Linked DNA regions of Mus musculus: region 1 is linked to region 2. Evidence: chromatin loops called from intact Hi-C (ENCODE). Cell type or tissue: left cerebral cortex. All regions are shown on one strand. Each heading gives the region's core, and the rest is flanking DNA. Links, peaks and the distances in the headings are about the cores only. Region 1 overlaps Camsap2 (calmodulin regulated spectrin-associated protein family, member 2). Region 2 holds the start of Ddx59 (DEAD box helicase 59).

Region 1 (12,554 bases), core at 4,365-9,364, 120 kb after region 2:
TAAGATATGTTCATAATATAAAATAAAAAATAATGGGTCAAGTCAGTTTTAAGGACATTTTAAAGAATAAGCACATTTGCTCATCACAACATTCACAGACCATTATTACTAATGCAAGTATGGATACAAAATCTTGCTACTAGTAAAGACTTTTCATAAAAGTGAATTTGAATAATCTTGTAAGTTGCCTGAATGTTTAAATTATTTTTGGCAAAACAATTTTCTTATTATCCTATATAAAAACAACACTTTACTATTTGATAAAAATTAAAAGCTTATCTGTGTCCTCACCAGTATTGCACTTACACTGTATAAAACTCTTGAGTTGACCTATGATTGTTATTTCAAGGTTAAGTGTGAGCAGTTAAAGTATTTTAAGACCTCTTAGGCACCGTCCTGATAAAAACATACAGCCTAGTGAGCTAGAGAGTTAGCTCAGCAGGTAAGAGTACTGGCTACTCTATAGGGATATGGGTTCAATTCCCAGCACTTACCGAGCAGCTGACAATCAATCCATAGCTCTTGTCCCAGGGGATCCGATGGCCTCTACTGACATCTGCAGGCACCAGGCATGCGAGTGGTTCGCCACTTGTATATATATAACATGCATATATATGAACATACACACATGTATATTATATGTTATATTTAATTATATTATATGTAATTAAATTATATATACCTATATAATGTTAAAAATCACCATTTTTAACCATTGATTTAAAATATGGTTAAATCCCTTTGAATGCCAGATTTTTAAGTTTGTAAAAAGACTATGAAATATTTTTGTGCAGTGAATTTATAAAACATGGGCTTCCTGAGTTTGGTCCCAGCACCTAATATTGCATAAATCAGGTATAGTGGCAATATATCTGTAGTCTCAGCACTTGGGAGACAGAAGCAGGAGAATCAGAAGTTCACAATCGCCAGGCAGCGGTGGCGCACGCCTTTAGTCCCAGCACTCGGGAGGCAGAGGCAGGCGGATTTCTGAATTCAAGGCTAGCCTGGTCTACAGAGTGAGTTCCAGGACAGCCAGGGCTACACAGAGAAACCCTGTCAAAAAAAAACAAAAAAAAAAAAGAAGTTCACAATCATCCTTGACTATGTAGTGAGTTCAAGGCCAGCCTGAGATGCAATACAAAACACAAGGCATATTCAGTATTTAAAGGTTCCATGTAACTCATGGAGTGCAGATAAACTTACCTTGGAATTGTACAAACCTCACATTAAAGTTTGTTTGCTCAGTGTGGATTTTTATTGGGTGTAATCTGTAGGAAATGCTTTGGCCTGCCATATACAATTGCCACTCCAATAGGGCTTTATTGTCAGCACGTGCACACACACACTTCTCATCCATACATGCTAATTGGCAGAGGGAATAGAATACATCAAACCAGTTTTGCTTGCGGTGCTAAGTTGGTTCACTATGGCCGTCGTGCTAGATAACTGGAGAAAAAGAAGGCAGGTCTGGAGCAGTGCTCGCTGTCTGGAAAGGGACTTGCCACTGGCTGGTTTTCTTTCTTCCTTTCCTTCTCTCCTCTCTCTTTTGAATGGTGTCACAGCAACAAGGAAGGGTTTGAGGGATGATATAAAAGTCAGTAGTCAAGGAGTCTAGGCTAGGCTATGCAAGGTCTCCGGCTGTACCATCAGTGTTTGGAAGCCAAGGCTAGGAGACTGAGCTTGAAGGGCAGTTTAGGCTGCATAGACGTCATACCATCGCCCCAGAATGGGGAGGAGAACGGAAAAGTGGATCTGTGTGAGAGATTTGCACATGTAAATAATTGTTTTCTGAATATAGATGATGTATGAGTTAGGGATATAATGTCTGCCTTGCACTCCTCCAGCTTTTTTTTTTTTTTCCCAAGAGGAAAACATGCTCCACGGTTCTTGCCAGTCAGCAGCTAGGGAGAAAGAAGCAGAAATATGTGCCTTTTCTTCATTGATGATATGTTTTCTGGAGTATGCCATTTAAAAGAATCGAGTTGCATCTTCATGTGTTAAGTGTTTTGTTCAATAAATTTGAAATTTTCTGGTTTTGTTCCCACAAGCCCTACAGCTGGCGGGTGGCTCAGCAGTTCAGAGCACTAGCTACTCTTGCAGAGGAACCACGCTCTGTTCCCTGAACCCACGGTGGCTCAGAACCCTCTGTGACTCAGGTTCAGAGCATCTGACCCTCTCTAGCTTTCATGGATACAGGCACACATATGGTGTATATATTTACATGGCGCTATATATAAAATAAACCTTTTTGTAAATGACTACTAAATATCAGTAGCCTATGTAAAAAAAGTTCATACTTTTTGTTAATATAAGGTTTTATGTAGTATTAGTAAAGTGTAAGCATTACTCTTTGGCTTTAGGAAAGCTTCTAGTTAATAACGGCCAGCATGTACTGATTGCTTCTGTGTGCCCAGGAGCGTACATAGCACTGTGTGTCTGTCTTTTTAAGTCCCCCAGCAGTACTGCAAAGTAGGTTTTACTGCCCCCATTTTACAGATAAGGAAAATGACAAGTGAGTGTTTAGGTAACTTGTCCAAAGTCAGAGCTAGTAAGTGGCAGTACCAGGATGCAAATGCAAGTAATATGGCTCAAGAGATTTTCTCTTCACTTTTTACAGCATTTTATAGATCTCATTTTTAGAGATCTGTGTTAACATTTTTATTTTATTATTTTGTTTTTTTATATACAAGATTTCCCTGTGTAGCCTTGGCTGTCCTGGAATTCACTCTGTAGAGCAGGCTGGCCTTGAACTCACAGACATCTGCCTGCCCTGCCTTAACATTTTTATTGAGCCACATAAAGTTATTTTTAGAAAGCAAAGATTTATTTTTCTAAGGGAGCCCAACCCTGCCACTTGGCTCTGTCACTGGTTCTGAGGCCTGGTGCCCTGGACATTCAGATGCCAGTCAGAACAGACTGCCTTGGGGTTCCTTTGTAAATAGTACTTTTTGCCACTCACCAATTTTGATAGCTCTTATAGTAATTATTTTTTTCTCAAATGATACCTCTGCTCCTCAAAAGCTTCAAAAGCTTAATAAGTCTTTGAGAACTTTTAGATTTTCCTCTAATATTGAGTAAATGAAAATCTAATCAGTAAATGAACAGAACTGATTTAAATGCAAAGTGTTCAGATCTGTTTTGTGGTAGTGTAACTATTGTAAAGTAAATGCCATGTGATATTATTGCTAAAATGTTATCTTAAGTTTATAGATTTGAAATTACTAGACTTTAATCCCAGAACTCAGGAGGCAGGGGTAGGTGGATTTCTGAGTTTGAGGCCAGCCTTGTCTACAGAGTGAGTTCCAGGACAGCCAGGGCTACACAGAGAAACCCTGTCAAAAAAAACCAAAAACAGAGAAAGAAATTAGTGTTATTGCTGTAAATTTAACCTTGGTAATATATAGTATTGTTGCCCTCTCCCCACAAAAAAAGCTGTGTAGTTGGGAATTCTTCCTTCTCCTGTTTATATTTTCTAACGTGACTAAGAACTAGAATCTATAGTTCTGGTTTTGTCTGCTTGTTTTCCTTGAATTGTGTAGGATTTATTTAGAACTCTTTCTGTCGTAGGCTCGTTACAGGAAGGAACAAACACTGCTTAAGCAACTGCCTTGCATTCCATTGGTGGAAAACTTGTTGAAGGATGGGACCGACGGCTGCGCACTAGCTGCCCTCATTCACTTCTACTGCCCTGCTGTTGTCCGGCTAGAGGGTAGGTGTTTCAGGGAGGGATTCTGAAGTGTGGGCAGATGGCAAAAAATATTTAAATCGCAATATTTAATAACTAATGAAGGTGTTTTAAAAGGAACATTTAAGTATAATTCTGAGAAAAAGTTGAGAACATTCTGTCTAATGGCTATTAGTTATAAATACATGTTTGTTAAACAAATTTTACATACTTAGGTATTTGTACTGTCAATAGTTATGAAGCATTCATGGCTAACCCAAAGCCATCCCCTTTTCTATTTGAAGATATTTGTTTGAAAGAAACTATGTCTTTGGCTGACAGTCTGTACAATCTACAGCTGATTCAGGAATTTTGCCAAGAATACTTAAACCATTGCTGCCATTTCAGCTTGGAAGATATGCTTTATGCTGCTTCATCCATAAAGGTGAGTTCAGTCATTCTCCTTTTAGCCTTTCGTTAAAGTGTAAAAGCTGTTGCAACAAACTGGGGTCTCAGTGGTACCACAGGAGCTAGATTGGGTCTCCTGAAGAAGTAGCAATAGAAGGGGGGAAGGGAAGTGGGGCGGGAGGAGCTGGAGTTCAAGGCCAGCCTGAGGTTGTGCTGAGTCTGAGGCCAGCCAGGAAATCCAGCAGAGTCTAGCTCCAAAAGAATTGAATATAAAACAAAAGTTACAAAATAACTTTATCAGTGAAGAATTGGGGGGGGGGGTGGTGCTTTTTCTTCTTTAAATATCCATTGTTAGTTACAAGTCTTGTACATTGTAAAGGCAAACAAAAAGTTGTCTACAAATTGATCTTTTGTTTTAGTGTGGGTAGAGTAGAGTATGACCCATTAAATGGTTTTTGATCATAGGTAAATGTAACAAATGAGACTCTTCCTTTAAAAGCAAGCTGTGTGGGGGTGTATGCCAGTAATTCCAGCCTTCTGAAAAAAAAACGATGGGGAGGCTTGAGTTCGGTTGATGCCTGAGGCTGTAATGAAACACCCTTCTAACGAAGCACAGTGATGAGCCTTGCTTTTTCTTGAAGGAGTTTTATTTAGAGAATCAAATGAAAGGCTTTGGTGTGCATGTGTATTTTTATTTGTGTGTGTGTGCGCGCGCGTGTGTGTGTGTGTGCGCGTGTGCGTGCGGGTGTGTGTGTAGAATTACAGATAGGACCATTACTCCTTGCTTTTATGGAGATGCTGGGGGTTCAGGCTTGGGTCTACTCTCCCGCAGCCAAGCCGTCTCTAGCCTCTCTGGTGTATTTTAATCAGATGTCAATGTGCTTTTTGCTCAGGGTTGTTTTGCCTCTTCAGGGCTTGGGGCTTCCAGGTGAATTTCAGGATTGTGTTTTCTAGTTCTGTAATTTTGATGGGAATTACATTGAATCTGCAGATCACGTCAGTAATTTGGTCATTGTAACAGTATTAATTTTGTCAGTCCATGTGCTGCTTCTGTTTCAAAGCTTTAGGAATAAATGGTCTTATATATTTAGTTTGACTTAGAGGTAAGTTTTCTGCTGAGCCTAGTCAGAGTTCCAGTGCTAGTCCTACTTGGAAGTGCTCAAGAGCTCCTGTCATGATGATGCTCCTGTCTACTTACACTTGAATTCTTAGTCTCTACTATCTCCTCTTTTTCCTTTGTCCATTTCAGGATCTCCAAATGCAGAAAGTAGAGCCAATGATAAAATCGTTTCCAAATGGGGCAGTAGTCGCAGTGACTCATGGTCACTCCCTACTCTGACACATCAAATGGAAAACCTTGATTAATCAATTCTGAAGGTTTACCTACACCGTTACTAACTATAGCTTACTAATGACTTTTCTAGCATATGTTACCAAGTATAAGTACTACTTCTATAATATGAAAAGTGGTCAGACACCTAAGATGTATTTGTTTTATACATTAGTTTGGTATAGACTAAGTTTGGTAGTGTTCCTTCCTGTCCATTTTGGAGAGCAGAACAGAATATAGACTTTAAGTAAACCATTAACCCTGACATTTAGAACCTTGTAAGCATAGCCACGAGGTTGAATGCAGAGCTCTATCTTAAGGCTCTAAGCTCGAGGGAGGTTGCTTGGTCCATGTTGCTGGGCACCTCATTTTCACTTTAACTTTTAATAGTGGAAAATGAGCACTGCCTTTTCCTCTTATAGAAATACAGGTTGGGATCAGACTGCTTATAGGGCTGTTGGACATTGCCTGAGCAAGTGCCTGTACTGGATCCTAAGTACCACCCAAAAGAGCATCAGAAGGTCTGGCTGTGTCCTAGATAGAGCCTAGCTCCCTTGCAGTGCACTTGGCAAGCTATTATTTAGAGGGCAGGGGTGGCCATCGAAAGGCACTCTCTCTCTCTCTGTCTGTCTGTCTCTGTCTCTGTCGCTCTGTGTGTGTTTGTGTGTGTATTTTAAACCTGAGAAAGGTTTTCTCAGGTTTTTTTTTTCAGGGCTTTTTTTTTTTCTTCAGGGCTAGGGATTAAACTCAGGACCACTGACCCATATTCCCAGCCATTCCCTAAACGATTCATTGTAATAATTATTTACATGTTGTATTAACTATTTGTAAGTAGTGTAGAGGTGATTTTAACTGTCTTGTCGGCACTGGAGCGATGGCTCAGCTGGTAATGGCTCATACTACTAAACCCAACACCTTGAATTTTGTCCCAGGACTCACATTGTTGGGGGAGAGAACCAACACCCCGTGGAAGGGTTCGAATGGGTTCTATTCATGTACTGCAAAGCTTACATAGGGACTTAAGCATCCATAAATCTTTAGTGTCTGTATGGGGTCCTGGAACCAACTGCACACAAATGCTGAGGGACACATTATAGATTCAGGAAAAGGATGATTAGGGTAACTATAAAACAAAAGTAATTTTTCTGAATGTGGTGTTGGATATTGGTGAAGGTGTGAAGATTTGCGAGACTTCTCCAGTCTTGGTAACTTCTCTGGCACCATCCTGGCTTCCATTGGCATTTGCACTCACATGCACAAACCCTCGTGTAGGCACATGCTTCATATATTTAAAAAGTAGGCCAGGGTTGGTGGCGCACACCTCTAACCCCAGCACTCAGGAAATAAAGACAGGATGATCTCTGGGAGTTAGAGGCCAGTCTGATCTACACTGTCAGTTTTACATCAGCCAGGGCTACATAGGGAGAATCTGACTAAAGAATATATGGAAAGACGATTTTAAATTATTGTACCATTTCTGGAACATGACCAGCTTATTGTCATTTAATTATAATTTTATAATGAAACAATCTCCAGATTAATTACTAGAAAAAATATTTTTACAATTCTGCCATCTTGTGGCCAATTATTGCCATTATGTTATTAGGACAATTCTTACCAAGGTCCTTAAAATAAATACTCATTTTCTATCAACTCCTTCTCTATAATTACTGCACATTTAAGGGGTGTTTTTTCTAAAGTCACCTTCTAGTTAACAGTAGTAGTAGAGTAGAGCCTACTACCAGTACTTACCAAGTTTATCCTTTGGCTGTAAAGGGTATACTGTAAAGATTATAGCAGCGTATAGTCGTAACAAGCTTAATGTGTCAGTTGGCCTTCTGTAACTGTAACAGGCATCTGGGTCAAGGACTAAGGAAGGATTTATTTCTGCTTAGTTTCAGAAGTTTTGATCCATGCACAGCTGGCTCTGTTTTTTCTCAGACGTTGGTTGAGGTGGGCCACCATGGTGAAGAAGACATGGTGGATCAAAGCTGTTTCTTGTGATGAACAAAAAGCAGAGTGTGCCTAAGCTAGCTGGTTTTGGAGGAGTGGCCCAGCTCAGTGTGAGACTGGAATGGTTCAGCAAAAGGAGGGGAGAAGTGTGGGGTTAGTATGAGTCTGATCTTAAGGAATTTCATCCGAAGGTCAAAGTGTAGGGGTGAGGAGAAAGAAGAGGGCGAGTCACTGAGAGAAGGTCTTATTTTTCAGTGGAAGAAAGTTGAAAGGAAGGGTAAGTCGTGAGTATAATTAGGATTGCAGAGCCTATGAGAAGGCAGGCAGGGTGAGTCCACAGTGTAAGGGACTGAAACATGCTCTTTTTAAAAGAAAGGACAAATGTCAATAGCTTCAAATAATAGCTGTTTATGTGTAAGCATTGGACTGTTTTGGGAATCCACAGTGAAAACAAACACTGAAAGTAAAGTAAAAACCCAGTGGGGTCGTGTCTTGTGTTCCATGTCCCCACAGTACCCCACCACACACGTCCATAGCCACTGCGATGTCTGGGAAAGTGTCAGAGACCTTTTTAGTCCCCTGTGTTTCCAGTCTTTGTTTTATTCCTGGCAGTCACAGTTGCTCAAATCAGAGACTTGGAGACGTCCTTGGTTCCTGTGCTCTCAGGAGCCATAAGATGGCAGATGAACATGAATGTTACCAGCTTAAATATGAAAAACCCAGGCAATAAAATCTAAGGAACCCTGTTCATGTTAGCGCCTTGAGGATTGTTCAAAATTAGCAAATATGTGGAAGGCAAGACATCAGAAAACACCCACATTTCCAGTGATAATAGCCATAATGAGGAAAACGGGTTTTGTATAGTGCTATTGTTAGAAATACATTAAATACCTAAAATTGAAGTTATTCTTTATATATATTTTAACATATAAGCCTAATTCTAGTACAGTAGGACACATCTTTAACACCACTGCTCAGGTTTAAGACTGTTTCAAAACGAAAAAAAGAAGCCCCTAAATCATATAAATGTATGAACATAGTTATGTGTATAATTCTATAGAAGCATGCTTTTGAGAACTCCTTTAAGCCATTTAAAGAATTATTTGCATTTTCAAGTATAAGTAATAAAAGATTGTTATCCTTAATGTTTTCAAAATTAGAAGCATTAAATGATAAAAGTAGTGTTTTTATATATTTCAAGATTATTTTAGTCATAATAATATATAGAGTTTGTTATTACTTAGCATGTGGCTAACTGTTGAATTTAACATTATCAAACATTTGGATACAATATTTAAGTTACATACTTTTTCTAGAAAAATCTTACTTTTTTAAATGGTAAATGCTTTGTGCTATGTGTTTATGTTCATCCTGGAAGAAGGGACATTTGTTATCACAGAGATGTATATAGGGAGAGACTGCAATGTCTGGAAGCTTTGTATCAGAGGCCTGGACATGTGTGGTTACAAGTTCTAAACTTCTTACTCCAGCTTTAATACAACATAGTGAACATTTTTAAATAACAAGTGCATAGAATTCAAACGTATATTTGAGAAGGTAAAGCATAACTTTTTCACTATTACATGATTGGTTTTACCTAATGCAGGGCTTCTTTTAATTTTCTCAACTCTCTTATATAGAGTAATTATTTGGTGTTCATGGCAGAACTCTTCTGGTGGTTTGAAGTTGTGAAGCCTTCATTTGTGCAGCCTCGTGTTGTCCGTCCACAAGGAGGTAATCTATCTTGGTCATTTTTAATGTAGAAAAATGGAAGGTTTATACATTTCATTTGGTTTTGAGTTTTTGTTGTTTGTTTGTTTGTTTTAAGACGGGGTTTCTGTTTGTTTGTGTGTGTGTGTGTGTTTTGAGACAGGGTTTTTTTCGTAGCACTGGTTGTCCTGGAAGAAGCTCTGTAGACTGGGCTGGGCCAGAGATCCGCCTGCCTCTGCCTCTGCCTCCTGAGTGCTGGGATTAAAGGTGTGAGCCATTATTGCCCAGCTCCTCTGGTTATTTTTTTTAGATAGAAACTTGTTATTATTTTAGATTCCAGCAATTATCCTTGATTTTAAAAATCTAATGTTTTAGTAGTCAAGGCAGGAATCAGAATAATATTATCTGCAGGAATCAAAATAAAATAGCTCTGTATTTGGTATCTTACAGCATCAGAGCTCTCAGGGCCAAGTGGGCGCCATCTTGCAGTCCATACCTTTAATCCCTTTATTCCGATCTGCAGTTTTTATTTCTTACTGGATTCTTGGTTTTTAAGATCCTGTTACCCAAACTCCACTCCATTAAGACTTGATTTTTCTTTTAAACAATGAAATACTTTGTGGTTATATTTTTTTAAACTAGTAGCCTTTGTTATTACAATATAATTATGATAAAGACTGAATTGCTGACAAAGGCTGGGAGCACAGCCTTTGTCAATGGTGGAGTACTTGCCTAGCCCTGGGTTCAAACTTCAGCTCTGCCAGAAAGCAAAAAAAAATAAATAAATAAAAGGAATTCCTTCTGGATGTTTTGTAGAGCAAATGCTGTGTATGGCACAGTAAAGCTGGCTTTCATTTTTGAAGTCAGACATACATTCCTGTAGCAAAAATGACTCTATGTTTAGTGTTTCTTCTAAACTTAGAACTTTCTTCCAGCTAAAATTATGGGGCTAGTTCTTTCTGCTACAGTGGCTACTATACCCAGCATAGAATGTGATTATTCTACTTCCCAGCTACTTAGCAACTTTCCTTGCCTCCAGTTTCCTTTTTCTAACCACTGTAGTTAACCCCTGCCTTCTCAGAGATATAAAGGAAAAAAAAAAAATAAGAAGAAAGAGGAGGGGGTTGTAAAGTAGCAAAAGAAACGTATTGTTGTGGTGGGTTGTGTATGGTCTTACTTTATAAACTCTGCTGCCCGCAGGCCCCATGACGGGCAGCATGAGATAGCATGTATGTGATCTGACTTGGGAGCTCAAAGCCATTGAAAGGAGGTTCTAAATAGTGAGCTGTTAGATAAGGATACCTCCCTGAAAGAAGTTTAGAGCCTTAAGGCTATTGTCACTTACCTTTAATGATTATCAAAACCAATGTCTATACAATATTTTGCAGTTAGTGTGACTTTCACTTGCATTGCCTTTTGTGCCCCTGTCTGTGGAGCCCAGCACTCAGCAGTAATAGCAGCTTTTGCATCAAACATCACTCAAAACTAAGTTGTTCCCCTCAGATTACTTACACGTGTATGTAAGGCAGATATAGTGAAGGCTTCTCAGTGAAATTCTGACCATCTTAGTTAACTACAAACTCACCAGCCATTCATAAAAAGCAAAATTGAAGCCTGCCTCGTGTCTCTAAAATTCTGTGAAAACTTTCATGATATTAAGCACTCGGGCTTATCCTTGTCTTGAATACCTGTATTTATTTTATGATACCTATCCCACTAACCTTAAAGTGGATTTTTAAGAGTCCGATTATATCAAGAAATTCTTTGGACCTTTTGGAAATGATTTAAGGGTACATTTATATTAGAAAGAGTTATGGGAAATAGAACGGAAGGTTAAATGTTTGCTTATGGCTCAGAATGCCTGCAGTGGTGTTAGGAATCCATTGACGATACAGTTTTGAAGTTTCATCTTTTATTTTAGCTGAGCCTGCAAAAGACGTGCCATCGGTTCCTGTCTTAAATGCTGCCAAAAGAAACATCCGGGATAGTTCATCTAGTTCTGACTTCTCCTCCAGGTAGTCCACAGTGACTTCACTATTCGCCTGTTATTTACTAATGAAATCAAATAATACCTTGTCATAAAAAAGTTTTTAAATTTTATAGTTAGATTTGAAAATTAACTTACAAGTAACTTATGCTACTAAGGCCTAGTTTAATTTAAATATAATTGAAATTTCTACTGAGATGAGTGTTTACATGAATAGGTTTTTAATGAACAAACACTGAAAAGTGGAGGATAATAATCTAAGTTCCAAATTAGGAAACTCAAGTTAAGCCTTGCTGCTGCATCACTCCAGTAAGTGAGAATATTTAACACCCAGTTATTAATAGTGAGAGATATTGCTAGTAGGTGACTCTTAGGCCTCATGGAACTTTTAGAATTATATCTGGATTGTTACATTTTTAAGCACATTTCCTTATGTCTGTGACACGTGTGGAGGTCAGATGGCAGTTTGTAGAGCCGGCTCTTTCCTATGCTGCATCCCGGGAGTAAGCTCAGCTCAGCAGGCTGACGAGTCCCTTTATCTGCTGAGCTGTCTTGCTGGCCCTGGATTTGTAGATTTCCTATTATTAAAAACTCTTTGAGACAGGTGTTCTCCACTTCTATTTGTTGCTGTGATAAAACACCATCTCTGTGCTGTCCACCTTCCACTCAGAAGTGACCAGTGAGCTTTAAGAATGGGTCATTCAGTCACGATTGGGACCAGGACCCTGAATGAACAGTCTCCCCATCTCTGGCCATGAAAAAATACAGCTTAGGTCCTATGGAGACTCATCCCTTTTACTTAGATACCCTAGTGGCTATTTTCTCTCTCTTTTCTAGGAGAACCCCAATAACCAGGTAGATTCCAAATCCTCTCCCTTGAGGAGTTCCTGTCTACTGTCATCCTAGGCTCCTAGGCCCTCTAATGTCTGTAAGTCTCCACGTGATCCTTTGTAGAACTTTTGAGGAAGGAGTTGATTAATTTTTCCACTCCCTGGGAATAATTTGGTCACATCTATAGATGTTACTGTTTCTAAATGAAAAGTCTTATGAATAAAAAGGAGGCAGTCGCAGCAGAAGACAGCCAGCAGCTCTCCCATCTGCCTGGCTCCTACGTCAAAACCCTCGGTGCAAGTCTGAAACTGAGATGGTTACCCAGCTTGTACTGCATGGTAGCCGTTATCTGGGGAAGAAGAAAAGAGCAAACACAGTTTAATAACCAGCTTACTGGTATTCAGGATTACCCTCTCTGGCCATAGAGCTAAGGAAGAGTATAAGCTATGGAGTGTATCTCGGAAAGCGGGCTATCACAGGCATGCTTGGGAACTGTGTGTTCATTGATAGGCCTAACAGTGAGTACAGATAAACGAGAAGAGAAGCTGCACATAATTAGGAGGAAGAATCAGAGACCCCAGGTAGCGTTTGGTGTGGACAGAGGCAGTTCTTCAGAATGGCTGCATTCGAGAGAAAGATTAAGCTTTCATAAGCGATAGAGGCACAGCATT
Region 2 (12,554 bases), core at 4,348-9,347:
TGAAATGTGAGTGGGCCCCAAAGTGCAGATGACATGATAATTTCTGATCTATACTAATATGTCAGTGTTAACTTCCTGAATCCAGAATTGCTGCATTCTGGATATGCAGAATAATATCCGTGGTTGTAGGATTCACATTCTCAGGTGTACAGGAGTGACGGCAGATCAAGTCAGAAACTTACTTCCATGAAACCCAGGAGAAAAGTTTCTTATACTGTACTGGCTTCTTCTGTTCAAGTTGAAGATTTTTTTTTTTAAGTATGAAAATACTGTATCCAGTCATCTAAATATCTGAATACTGAAATCTGAAGATTATCATCAATGTATTAACTATTTTCTTCTAAAAACAAAAATGGAGCCAGCTAGATGGACCAAGCTTAGCCCTCAGAGGCCTGAGGAGGATGGCCTGAAGTTGGAGGCCAGCAAACATACACGGAAGGCTGACCTCCAAGACTAGCTATTTAAAGGTGCTTAAAACTGTACCTACATGTCTACATGCATCATGCATAATGTTCTGGTGCGCTGCAGTAAAAATAGGTCAAACGTTTATATGAGACTCTAGGAAGCTCTACTAACCCAATTCAATGTTCATAAAGCATTTTAATGGTTTACCTTATAAATATATACTGCTGAACTTATAATTTTTCACTAGCAAAATATTACTTTTTTCTGTTTTATTAGTGGAGGTCTACAATGAATATCAATGATCCAATTCCCCACTTATTATCAATAGGCAGTATCTTACAAGTGTATTATACATGTTTTTGTTTTGTTTTTTTCGAGACAGGGTTTCTCTGTATAGCCCTGGCTGTCCTGGAACTCACTTTGTAGATCAGGCTGGCTTCTCGAACTCAGAAATCCACCTGCCTCTACCTCCCAAGTGCTGGGATAAAGGCGTGCGCCACCACCACCTGGCCATATTTTACATGTTTTAAATCTGCCAAACACATCTGATAAGACGTATTGTGATGTGATAGGTGTTAGCAGAGGTTTTTAAATACTGCAGCGTTCTCATTCCCATTGGTGAGCACCTGTTGTCTCCTCTTCACATAGTGCTCCCTGGCATCTCAGCTCCTCCCTTGGAACTTTATAACCTGCCTGCCATCTCAGAAACTAAAAAAGGTAATAGCAGGGGACCCCGGGACCAATGGCAGCACTTGGGCTACCATCCACTTTTCCTGGTCGGCCCCTGTGCCAACCTTCTCTTAAGCTGAAGTGACAAGCATGTACCACCATTCTAACTCAAGAAAACCGGGGCTACCAAGCAAAGTGTCGACAACACTGTTAGCAAGTGAGAAGGCCACAATTAGACACACTGCTTTCATGTATCAGAAAACACAGAGTACCCACAGTACAGCAAAGGGTAGCAGGGCAGGGTAAAGGAGGGTTCTAGCTGGGGCAATTATTATTTACTAGTTATGAACACTTATGTAAACCCCAGCTTCTGAGATCTGCCTTCTCATCCATGGAAGACAGGATATGGAAACCTACGACCAGGGCAAATATGGTTACGTGAAATGTGCAGGAGAATGCCCAACAGAGCTTAGTATAAAACAGGCATGCAGTGAATTCTATTCTATTCTTTTTCTACATAAAATGAACCCTTTGCTTTAGGGTTTTTTGTTTGTTTGTTTGTTTGCTTGTTTGTTTTTTGAGACAAACTCTCCCTCTATAGCACATACTGGCCTAGAACTCACTCTGTAGCTCAGGCTGATTATAATAAGCTCTCAGCAATGCTCCTGCTTCAGCCTCCAGCACTGGGACTGCAGACATGAATTACTAGACCTGGCTATAAAATTAACTTTGAGGGGGGAAAAAAAGACTTTGTAGGCAAAAAACTAAAAGCTAACTAAGATGACACCTTCAAGAACATGTGTGTGCACGTGCACGCATACATGAACACACACACACAAAACACACATGCACTGGTTCCTCTGCTGCTTCCAAAGCCTTCCTAGGCCTTCTCTCAAGCAGGTGCTTACCTTAACATGCTGCCGTAAGCGATAGAGCTGTGGGGGCAGAGGTAAGCCCCCTACGAGAAGCACTGTCTTCATGCGAGGCAGACCACTCATCAGTTCCTTGGCCTGCCTCTCTATCTGAATGGCCAGTTCTCTTGTCGGTGTGAGAATGAGTGCGGATGGAGTTTTATCCTGAGAAGAGGGGAAAAGTAACTTAGAAACCCGGCAATTAACTTCTGCTGACACAAACTGTGCCCTTCACCGAGACACCATCAGCCCCAGTGAGGAGCCTTTTGCTCACGCCATGCAGATTTTTCCTCCAAAAATGAGAACATGGCCCATTTCTTACACAACTTGGATGTATAGCTAAAGACCTGAGAGGGAGGAGGGCTACAGAGCGCACAAGGTGAGAAGGGTATGCTCACATCTCTAGTCATCTTCTTGCAAGGCGGAATCTCCTGGTCACCCTGAAGACCCACCAAAGCCTGGCACTTTGGTACCTCAATTCTTCCCTCTCTGCTCTCACACATTTACATCTTTCTTTGGCCAAAGGACTGAAGTTCATGTGTAGAGACGTGAGAGGCGTCCACATCCTACTTTCTGCCTTAGCTCTGTTTAACCATCTTGTGTTTGAGCTGTGCCTTTAAAGTACTTTCCCTCACTGTTTCCTCTACTGTTCCTTCTTTCCTTCCTCTCTCCCTACACTCCTCACTCTGCTTGCCACTCGCATAGCCCACAGGCTCACCAGGACAGGTTGGATATCCTCAATCCAGAAGTCTGAAACCAGAATGCCCTTTTAAATACCAAGACTTTTGAGCACCAACGCAGCTTACAAAAGTTTCAGATCTTGGGGGGTATAGGGAAGAGCACTGGCTTTTCTTGCAGAGGACCCAGGTTTCATTCGCAGCACCCACATAACAGCTCACCACCTCCTACAGCTCCAGTTACAAGAGATCCAGGATCCTGTTCTAGCCTCCAAGGACACAGGCACATATGGGGCACGCTGACATATGGTCAGGAAAACACCCGTACACGTAACTGAAATTATCATTTTTGTTTCTAGAGATTCAGAGTCTGGAACACTTTGTATTTTGAATTTCTGAACCAGGGATGCTCAGCCAGTGAAGTCTATGCAAATGTTCTATAATTAGAAAAACTCCCAAATCTGAAATCCTTCTGGTTCCAAACCATTTCAGACGATGACACTTGGCATGTACGAGGAAAATAAACATTCAGTATTTGTGAAATTGTGTGTGAAAATGCTTTATTCACTATTTCTCATTTTGTTTTGCTTAAGACGGGGGTCTTACTATGTATAGCCTAGGCTGTCTACAACCCTACAACCATCAGGCCCAGCAGTACTATTTAAAGATGAACTGCGGGTTACACTTAAGAATATACTGCCAGGCAGTGGTGGCTCATGCCTTTAATCCCAGCACTTGGGAGGCAGAGGCAGGTGGATTTCTGAGTTCAAGGCCAGCCTGGTCTACAGAGTGAGTTCCAGGACAGCCAGGGCTACACAGAGAAACCCTGTCTCAAAAAGCCAAAAATAAAATTATATATATATATATATTAAAAAATAAGAATATACTTTAGGGGCTGGAGAGATGGCTCAGCAGTTAAGAGCACTGGCTGCTCTTCCAAAGGTCCTGAGATCAAGTCGTAGCAACCACACAGGTGGCTCACAATCATCTATAAGAGGATGTGATGCCCTCTTCTGTCATGCAGGCATACATGCAAATAGAGCATTCAACTCATATAACTAAATAACTAAATCAATACTTTAAAAAAAAGAATATACCGTGACATGCTGCAACTGCATTATAACTTTAATATGCTATGCCCGTTCCTCCAAACCCCGAGAGGCTTAGCTGACATAAGCTACGGCTCATCCATCTGGTAAGCAGGGTTTTGCCTGCAGATCAAAACTTTGTTCTTTTATAGAAAAGCTGCTAAAAATAAAATGTCTTGTAAGGAAATTAATTTTTAGACCTGCCAGGAAGAGAGATCTTTGGTTCAGCAATAAAAGGAATATTCTTTGAAGTGATGTTTTCACACACGAAACAAAGCAAAGTCACCGGCACCTTGGTGACTTAATTCGCAAATGCTAAGCAGCAGCGTGCAAGTTTATCAGTTACACACAATGAAACTCGGTAAATCCCGCGTCTGTTTCAGAGAGGAAGACATGTCAGATTGGTAAATTACCTCAGAGAAAGCTCGGATAATAACAGGCAGGAGAAAAGCAGCTGTTTTCCCTGAGCCAGTGTCAGCGCTGGCCAGAATGTCCCTTCCCAGGAGCCCCACAGGAATCATCTGCATCTGGATGGGGGTTGGCACTTCGTAGCCTGATTTCTTCAAGTTCTGATTTAAGGTCTCAGGGAAGCCACAGTGCTCGAAGTCGATAATGGGCCTGGCAACGTCTTGTCCTTGAACTGAGATTCCTAGCTGCTGTTTAAGGGTTTCAATCTGGTCCTCCTTGAGGGTCACAATAAAGGGGTGCTCTTTGTAGACATAAAAGGCATCCAGTGGGGACTCTGGCTCGGCAGCCACTCTCTGTGGGCTGCTGGGTCTTAATGATCCTTCCCCTTCCTTAACTTGTAGCAGATGCTTCGCTTTGCACTCCAAGCTACACACGTCTTCGTCCGTCTTGTCACAGATATACTCTCCATAACGACCGCAGACGACACATACAGGCTCCCCAGGCTCTGGCCACCGCTGGGTTTTAGAAAACGACTTTACAGGCTCTTCAGATGGGTGGCTGTCCTTCACACCCTCATCAGGTCCTGTGGAAGAAACCTCAGCCAACTGGCAAGAAGGACTGTTGGTGCTTGATGCATGGCCGGGCTTGTCTGCTGTGACAGCTTCCTCAGTGACTGATGTGTGGACCGGAGTATCTCTGTCTCCCTCCACCTGAAGGCCTCCTGCTTCTGGCTTGCTTTTTTTAGCTTCACCGCTTTTGAGGTCATCATTAGAACTCCTCTTGATTTTCAAAGATCTTGGAACAAACATTCTTCAACATTCTGTTGAGGAAATTGCACCATGAGATATATTTTACCCTCAATTAAGCTCCCATGTTAGCCCATACGATGTTGTGTCAGAGAATTTTACTCAGGGCAATAGTGAAGCCGTCATGTCCCTACTTAAGCCAACTTCCACTTATCAATTTCCTCTGGGGGAAGGGATACAGTCTTTTTCCTCAGACACTGCCCTATGAAACACTGCCTACGGTTCCCCACAACCTTGCTGTGCACGCCACCTGTTTCTGTTGACCCATCACTTGTACTATTATGGAGCAGGTATTATAGAAATTCTACAGCATATCCTTCAATTGCATTTTCACACAAGAAGATACTTCACAATTAAGAATCTTAAAAAAATCAAAACAACAGTTCAAAAGGGGAAAATGCAATTATATTTATATACATAAGAGTGCTCATTCTCCGTCGTTTTTTGCTAATCTTCACAACCTGGGAAAGTAGGTCACTGCAACCCTAAGTTCATATATGTATATATTTACATGATATACATATCAGGTAGCATAATCGATACATGTATATTGAATGATTGGGAATGTACTTCAGTGGTAGAGTGCTTTGCTAGCAAGTGAGAGTCTGAGTTCCACATTCCAAAGAAAAACACTGATATATACACACACACAGAAGCAGATGAAAACTCCAGCCACCTAGGAATTAAGTTTATTTATTCAAATAACAATTCCTAAGTGTTAGAAACCAAGTATTCCTGCTCTGGAGAACAAATTAGTGATTGGGGAAAGAATGTTTAACATTTTGGGACCATGAAATAAACTTAATTTTCTCAAAAACAAAACAAAACTTAAGAAATCGCTAGTACCCATTTTCTATTAAAAAAAAAAAAAACCAACAAAAAACATGGCACCCAAACCGCCTGAAGCTTCTGAGGAGCGGGAATGGGTGGGGCGCTCGGGGCGGCAGAGCCGACAACCTCCTCCTCCGGCTCCAGGCAACGCCCGCATCCCGCGCATTCCCGCCCTCCCCACCCGCCCGCGGGCCCGCGCTCCAGGCACGCGCACGTCACGAGGACCCCGGCGAGCGGCGTGACTTAGTCCGCAGCCGCCGTCCAGCACGCAGGTTACGCCGGAGCACAGGAGCGGGAGCCGGAGGCCCGAGGCCCGAGCTGCCAGGGCGGCGCACGCTCACCCGCGCGGACCGGGCCGCGTCCGTTCCCGCTCGGGCCGCTCCGGTCCAGGCGCAGGGCCGAGTTTCCGGCCGAGTAGCCGGGAAGCTCCGCAATCCCAGCCAGGGTTTGAGGGCCCCGCGCCTGCGCACAGCGGGAGGCGGAGCTTCATCTGGCCACGCCCTCGCGGTGACGCGCTGCGGAGGGCGGTGCACAGGGTAGCGGGCAGATGTGGGAATCCTTTTGGAAGGCTCTAGCATGGAGTAGGCTGGTGAGAAAGGATTGCCAGGAAGGGCGGGGCCCTCCACGCTTAGAAAGTGGGAAGTTTGAGTGGGCCAGGAAAACCTCCTGTCAGATACTGAGAATAACTCGAGAATCCGAGCAACTTGATATGGCGTAGTTAATATGCCAAATATTCATAGATGCAGCACTCCGCCCCGCGCTGTGTAAACCAAAACTAAAACCAACCTTCAAAGTCTCCCTAGTTCCAACGGGTGGCCTTCACTTTGCCAACTTCTGGAACAGCCTGACAGGTCCCAGGACTTGCACTTCTGTTGGGGTGGGGAGGAAGTTGGACAGGAGAAGCAGGGAAATAGAGGTGAGGTTTTGGGTGTTATTTTTTTTTGAAAGATACATTTCGACCCAATATTTGATGCATACAAAATTAATTTACCAGCTACGTTAAGTGTGAAAATACTAATAAAACAAAACTCTGACTTTTATGTTGGCATTAGTAAATTAATAAACGCTAAAGCATTTCTGTATCGGATTCTACTTGCTTCGTTATGGTGTGTGGGTGTGTGTTCAGCTTGCCATTTTTGGTAGATACATTTGGCTGACAATGTTTTGTTTACCTTTTGAGCGTTATAAAAATAATGCATACCATATATATTTATGTATGTGTAGCCTTCCAGTATTTGCTTTAAAAAAAAGATTTATTTTATTTATATGAGTGCACTGTAGCAGTCTTCAGACACACCAGAAGAGGGCGTCAGATCTCATTACAGATGGTTGTGAGACACCATGTGGTTGCTGGGATTTGGACTCAGGACCTCTGGAAGAGCAGTCAGTGCTCCTAACCGCTGAGCCACCTCTCCAGCCCCAGTATTTCCTCTATTAACTTTTTTTTCTATGATTCACTGAAATGTACTATAGAAATTAACTTTACTGGTCAGATAAATGGGATACTGTTCCTGTCAAGACTGTACTTAGTTTCATAACACATGTGAATATGGGATCACGTTACATCCTTTGTCTATAGGACATACAGTAAATGTGTGCATTTTTCTGAGTTTGAAGGTTATAAACTTGCACTCTTACCTGAGTTTGCTGACATGTAATTTGCCTATTCCCAATATAAATAAATACTTTTGAACTTAATGTATATTCATAACTTTATTATTTTTTCTTATTTTGGTCTTCTAAGAAAGGGTCTCATGTCTGGCGTTAGACTCATTATGTACCAGAGTATGGCCCTGAACTTCTGATCTTCCGCTTCCACCTTCCAAGTGCTGGAGTTAACTGGCATGTGCCACATGGCCAGATTGTATCTTTTTATTTAAGTCTCTTCCAATCATATAAACTCCTGCCCCTACAAAGCCAGGCCACACCCCTGGTAATTGTAAACAAGGCCCCCAGATCACTGTCGTTGCCTCCAATAGAGAATCCCCTTTGTCCCTCGGAGGTGCACTGTAAGGTCAGAGGATTTAGAGGTGTTCAGCTTTGACTTTCTCTCTAAAATTTTTTAAAATTGTATTTGTTACTTGCAGATGAAGGTCAGAGCACAACGTTGGGAAGCCAGTTCTCTCTGCCTCGGTGAGGCAGCATCTCTTGTTCCTGCTATGTTGTGCATTCCACATAGATCAGTGCCTCATTCTGCCATCATCAGATAAAGTTTTCTCCAGAGAGAGCGAGACAGAGACAGAGACTCAATCTCCATCAAACCCCTCTTCTCAGGGTTCAGAGAGCCAGGGAGAAGAGACAGAAAGATTGTAAGAACCAGAGATGACCCTAGGAAAACAGTGTCTTCCAGACACAACAGCACTGACACACATATATGAACTCCTAGAAATAGGATGCTCAGGGCCTGAATAGGTTCAAGACAGATGGAGTCCTAGAACAGAGAAGCAAGAAGACATGAGCTCCTATTCCTAAGAAGCTGTCTCCAACTGATACCTGCTTGCAAAGAAAAAAATAACTTTCTCCACTGGAGTCTCACAGGGTGTACAAGCCAGCCACCCTTAACAGCCATCCCATGCCCAGCAGTGGATGACCAGATCAATGGTATTTTTGTAGACATTTTGTCTCATATTACTTTGTTTCTGCATTTTATGTCTAACTAGTCTTTTGCTTATATATTACAGTTTCTAGTTTTGTGTTATTATAGGTTTTGGGTTTTGTGTGTCTGTGTTCCCTTTTTTCTTTCTTTTTTAAAAATTCTGGTTTGTTTGCCTATTTGTTTCTGAAAAGAAAGAGAGAAAGAAAGGGATATGGTTGGTGGGTGGGGAGTTGGGAAGGATCTGGGAGGATCTGAGAGAGGGGAGACCAAGATCACAGTATATGGTATGAAAAATTATTTTCAATAAAAATAATAATTCTTATTTTATGTTTTGTTTATAGGTATTTTATTTGCGTGTATGTCTGTAAACCATATGTATACAGTGCCCACAGAGGCCAGAAGAGGATGTTAGAACCCCTACAACTGGAGTTACAGAAGGTTGTGAGCTACCATGTGGGTGCTGGGAATGGAACGTGGGCCTTGAAGAGGAGCCAGTGTTCTTAATCACTGAAACATCTTCTCCAGCCCCTATGTTTTCAGTTTTAAAGTTGACTTTGAAAAGAATCAGACTCTGAAAAGTTTTGACGAATGAAGCATCCATGTTCCTCACATGGGCTCAGTTCGTATGCTTGGAACAGGATTTGTGTTGTTGAACAGTGTGAGAATACATTATAGCATCCAAAGGCAAAGCTGTTCTTTCACGTATCCACAGAACAATGCTCAAATTTAGGTAATTTAACATTGAAGCAATACTATGGCTGTGATTCAGTCTCTATTTAAAATTTGCCAGTTGTAGTCCAAGGCAGACTCTCCCTCCCCAGCCCAGGCTGGATTGAAACTCTAAACACTGGGATGCCAGGCCTGTTTCTCCACTCTGGGTTCTCTTCCTGCTTCCTTTATGGAGTCTTTTGATGAGTAAAACTTAACAAGTTTAATGTACTTAGGTTTGTCTGTCTCTTCTTCTGTAGCTAGCAACTTTGATGTCCAAAAAGCCTTGCATATCCTAAAATGAAGATTTCTTTTCTTAGGATTTTTGGGAAGTTTTGGTTTTCTTGTTTATAGTTAAATCATGGCTCCACGTTGGAATTAGTTTGTGTTTGCTATGAAGTAAGGATCGACTTCTTGATTAGAATGGAGAGGATTTGGACTTCAGTTGGCAAGAAGGTAGTTGTCTGAATAGTAGTTATTAACTAGGATCTTTTTTCAAATGACTGTCAATGTTACATCTGGGATGTATCAATGTTTCAAAATGCACTAGAATGTTTCAGGGCTCATTATTCTCCTCTAGGTCATCTCTCCCGATGCCATTACCACCCTGTCTTATTACTATAGCATTATTACAGGTTTTGCTAGCTGGAAGAACATGTTCCCCCACTTTGACTTTCTCTAGGAGTTTCTTAATTATCTTTAATTAATCTTCAGTACAGCTCTTAGAATCAGTTTGTCCTTTTTCAGTGCCTCAATGTGATGATGGTGTTTGGAAACACAGTATTTCTATAGAATGGTGAATGTTGAAAAATGATGGCTAGGTCTGACAGCACACCACCATGATCCCAGCACTCAGGAGGGTAAAGCGCAGGGCAGGGGTCAAGAATTTGAGGCCAAGCTGTGGAGGAGGAAGAAGAGGAGGAGGAATTTAATAGGGCAAACCTCTTTTTTAATATTGATCTTCAGATCTGTTCATCTGTTTGCCTCAAGTCCATCAATGGTTAAAAATAGATCAGCCGCTTTCCATAAAGATGGTAGGTCTGTTCTAGCCCTTTACTTTTATAAACTTGAAGATCAGTATTAGAAAAGCAACTTAAACGTTAATGTATATATATTTTAGGATTTTAGATTTGAATGCATTCTCAAGAGTGCAGTCACCCGCTCCTGCCATGCTCCATACCCAAGCAGGAGAAATAATTTTATATCACTCTACTGCATGTTCAACCGACTTTAAAACAGGAGCTCATTTTCCAGGGCTGTCCAGGTCTTCACTGAAGAACTCTCTCTACCTAGGCATCATCAAGAAATTTAACGTACATTGTCATGTTTAATTTTCAGTATAATACTATAAAGTAGAAATTTTATCCCCAACGTACTAATGAAGAAACGGGTTCTAGTATGTACACAACTTTCCATGGTCACACAATCCAAGGTCTGTGTCCTACATTCATTAGACTACAATGCTGTGCTGGTTGCTTTTATTACCTCATGACGAACTAGAGTTGCTAGGGATGAGGAACCTCTATTGAGGAATGGCCTACATCAGACTGGCTTGTAGGCTGCCGGTTAGGGCATCATCTTGAGTAATGATTGATGTGAGATGGCCCAGCCCACTGTGGGTGGCACAAGAAAGTGAATGAAATAATTTTAGCCTGGAAGCAAGCCGGTAAGCAACATTCCTCTATGATTCTTTTTAAGTCCCTTCCCCCTCCTCCCCTACCCCTCTCCCGTTTCTGCTTGATTTCTTCCCTCAGTGATGACTTCCTTCAGTGATGGACTAGACCCAGAAGTGTAAGTCAAACAAACCCTTTCCTCCCGAGATGGTTTGGTCATCATTTCATCACTGCAACAGAAGATCAAACTAAGGCAACCACCTGCAGGTCTCTTTAATGTCAACCAAGGCACACGGTTCTAGCCACCATTTTCAATGTTCCCAGCATTTCTCAATCCTTTTGAAAGCTTTGGGAACATTAAAACCCAACCCTAGAAACATTCATGCCTACGTGTTCCCCAGCCCTGCCCAACTTCCTTTGGTTTTCCCAGAGATGCTTTGAACCTGTGCCCTGAAGTGCTCATATTTCTTAGTGTTATCATGGAAGCAAGGGTGGGGTGACTTACTCATCACTACCTGGGGAGCGCAACTCACTTCTATGTGGGTCTTGGGTAAAGCCAGCTTAACATTTAAGATAAAAATCCGCCTTATAGGATAATAAGCCAAACCTCAGGACCATTCCAGTCTTAGGCTTTCCCTTGAATAGGAAGCTCCCGTTTGGGATGTCTTCAGATATCTCACCAGAGAACAGTCTGATCCATCTAAGCTTCTATTTTTGTTTTCTCCACAAAAGGTTCTTTATGGAAATGGATTCCTGGTGGTCTTTCGGTTGCCAGGTTGTGGGAAACATTGCTTGTAATAGACCACATGGAAATCACAGACAGCATTACTATTGCTGTCTTATTATGCATTCTGCTTTATGTCAAGGAGGGACAGGAAAATACCCAAGAATGACTCAATTAGACAAGAGTTGTGGAATGCATGCATCCTCTGAATCCATCCTGAGAGTTTGCCTTAAGCTCAATATTAGACCAGGCAATGTTGCAATCATCTGGGCTGACCTGCGTGTTGCTCTCGTGTTCTGTTGAGACATGTACAGAAATAACAATGCTGAGCATTCTTTCATGTCAGGGACCTTTATCCTCATACCTATTAATTTATAGCTACTCCTTACTCTTACTCTACAAGCTTGGAAAGCCTGAATACATGTACAACAAGGCAGGCAGGAAAGTGTGATTGGCAGCACTACATTTGTCTTAAGTTTCCCCCCATTTGTGTCACCATTGCGAGGATGTGGTGGCCTCTACTGCTTATAGTCTTTAAGACCTTTTCCTGACACTTAGCTTTCACATGCTATAAGTTGAATTCTTTACTCATTCAGTAGATCCATGAAGTCTGCCATGAATCAGACCTGGGGATATATTGATGGAAAAGCAAGTCATGATCGTTTCTGCCCTCATCACCCTGTGAGCAGACAAGAGGAGATACAGTCAGAACCCAACAAAGCGGGTGCTGTGGGAAGTACAGGATGTCATGGAATATGCAGGATGGTACATACAATGGACATGGGAGACCATGGAATGCTATCCAGAGAAAATGGCATCTAAAGACTGAATGGATGTAAATGTAAACAATTAAAATAGGAAAGTGAAGAGGAGGAGGAAGAGGAGGGGGAAGGGGAGAGAGAGGAGGAAGAAGAGGAGGGAGAGGAGGAGGAGGATTAGGAGGAGGAAGGAGAGAAAGCCCAAAGTGCTGCTATGGCACATGCAAGGAACTAACAGAAGTGGGTTTTGGTCTGCTTAGTTCAAGTTATGTTTCACTAACAAGTAACTGGAAATGCCCGTGACATGTAACAGTAAAAACATATTTCCCACTCATGTCAATGGAGAACAGAGTATTGGGG

The links. A loop is a pair of places that touch in the nucleus more often than their neighbours do. Peaks named below come from ENCODE experiments on the same cell type or tissue, not always from the same donor. Only the 100,000 strongest peaks of a DNase experiment are listed, where the experiment ranks them.
Region 1: a loop joins it to region 2, with 2.2 times the contacts of the local background. A loop is called at or near these places in 1 of 42 quality-filtered maps.

What each region holds. Positions count from the first base shown.
Region 1 is chr1:136,284,435-136,296,988 of GRCm38, reverse strand. Camsap2 (calmodulin regulated spectrin-associated protein family, member 2) reads left to right here. Exons shown (of 18, transcript NM_001347109.1): 6 at 3,568-3,709; 7 at 3,970-4,109; 8 at 8,996-9,089; 9 at 10,987-11,080. Among named protein-coding and RNA genes, the nearest start is that of Gpr25, 30 kb to the right of the region's middle. In left cerebral cortex, for the core only: a CTCF peak has its summit at 6,995 (motif pointing left); no DNase peak of the experiment used is centred there.
Region 2 is chr1:136,409,006-136,421,559 of GRCm38, reverse strand. Ddx59 (DEAD box helicase 59) reads right to left here and starts at 6,289. Exons shown (of 8, transcript NM_026500.3): 1 at 6,137-6,289; 2 at 4,164-4,978; 3 at 1,983-2,150. The coding sequence starts at 4,967. It overlaps 9230116N13Rik (RIKEN cDNA 9230116N13 gene), which reads left to right and starts at 6,041. Exons shown (of 3, transcript NR_024328.1): 1 at 6,041-6,711; 2 at 7,883-8,396; 3 at 8,733-9,644. In left cerebral cortex, for the core only: a CTCF peak has its summit at 7,091 (motif pointing right); a DNase peak (open chromatin) is centred at 6,333; H3K4me3 peaks cover 1,460 bases; H3K27ac peaks cover 1,522 bases.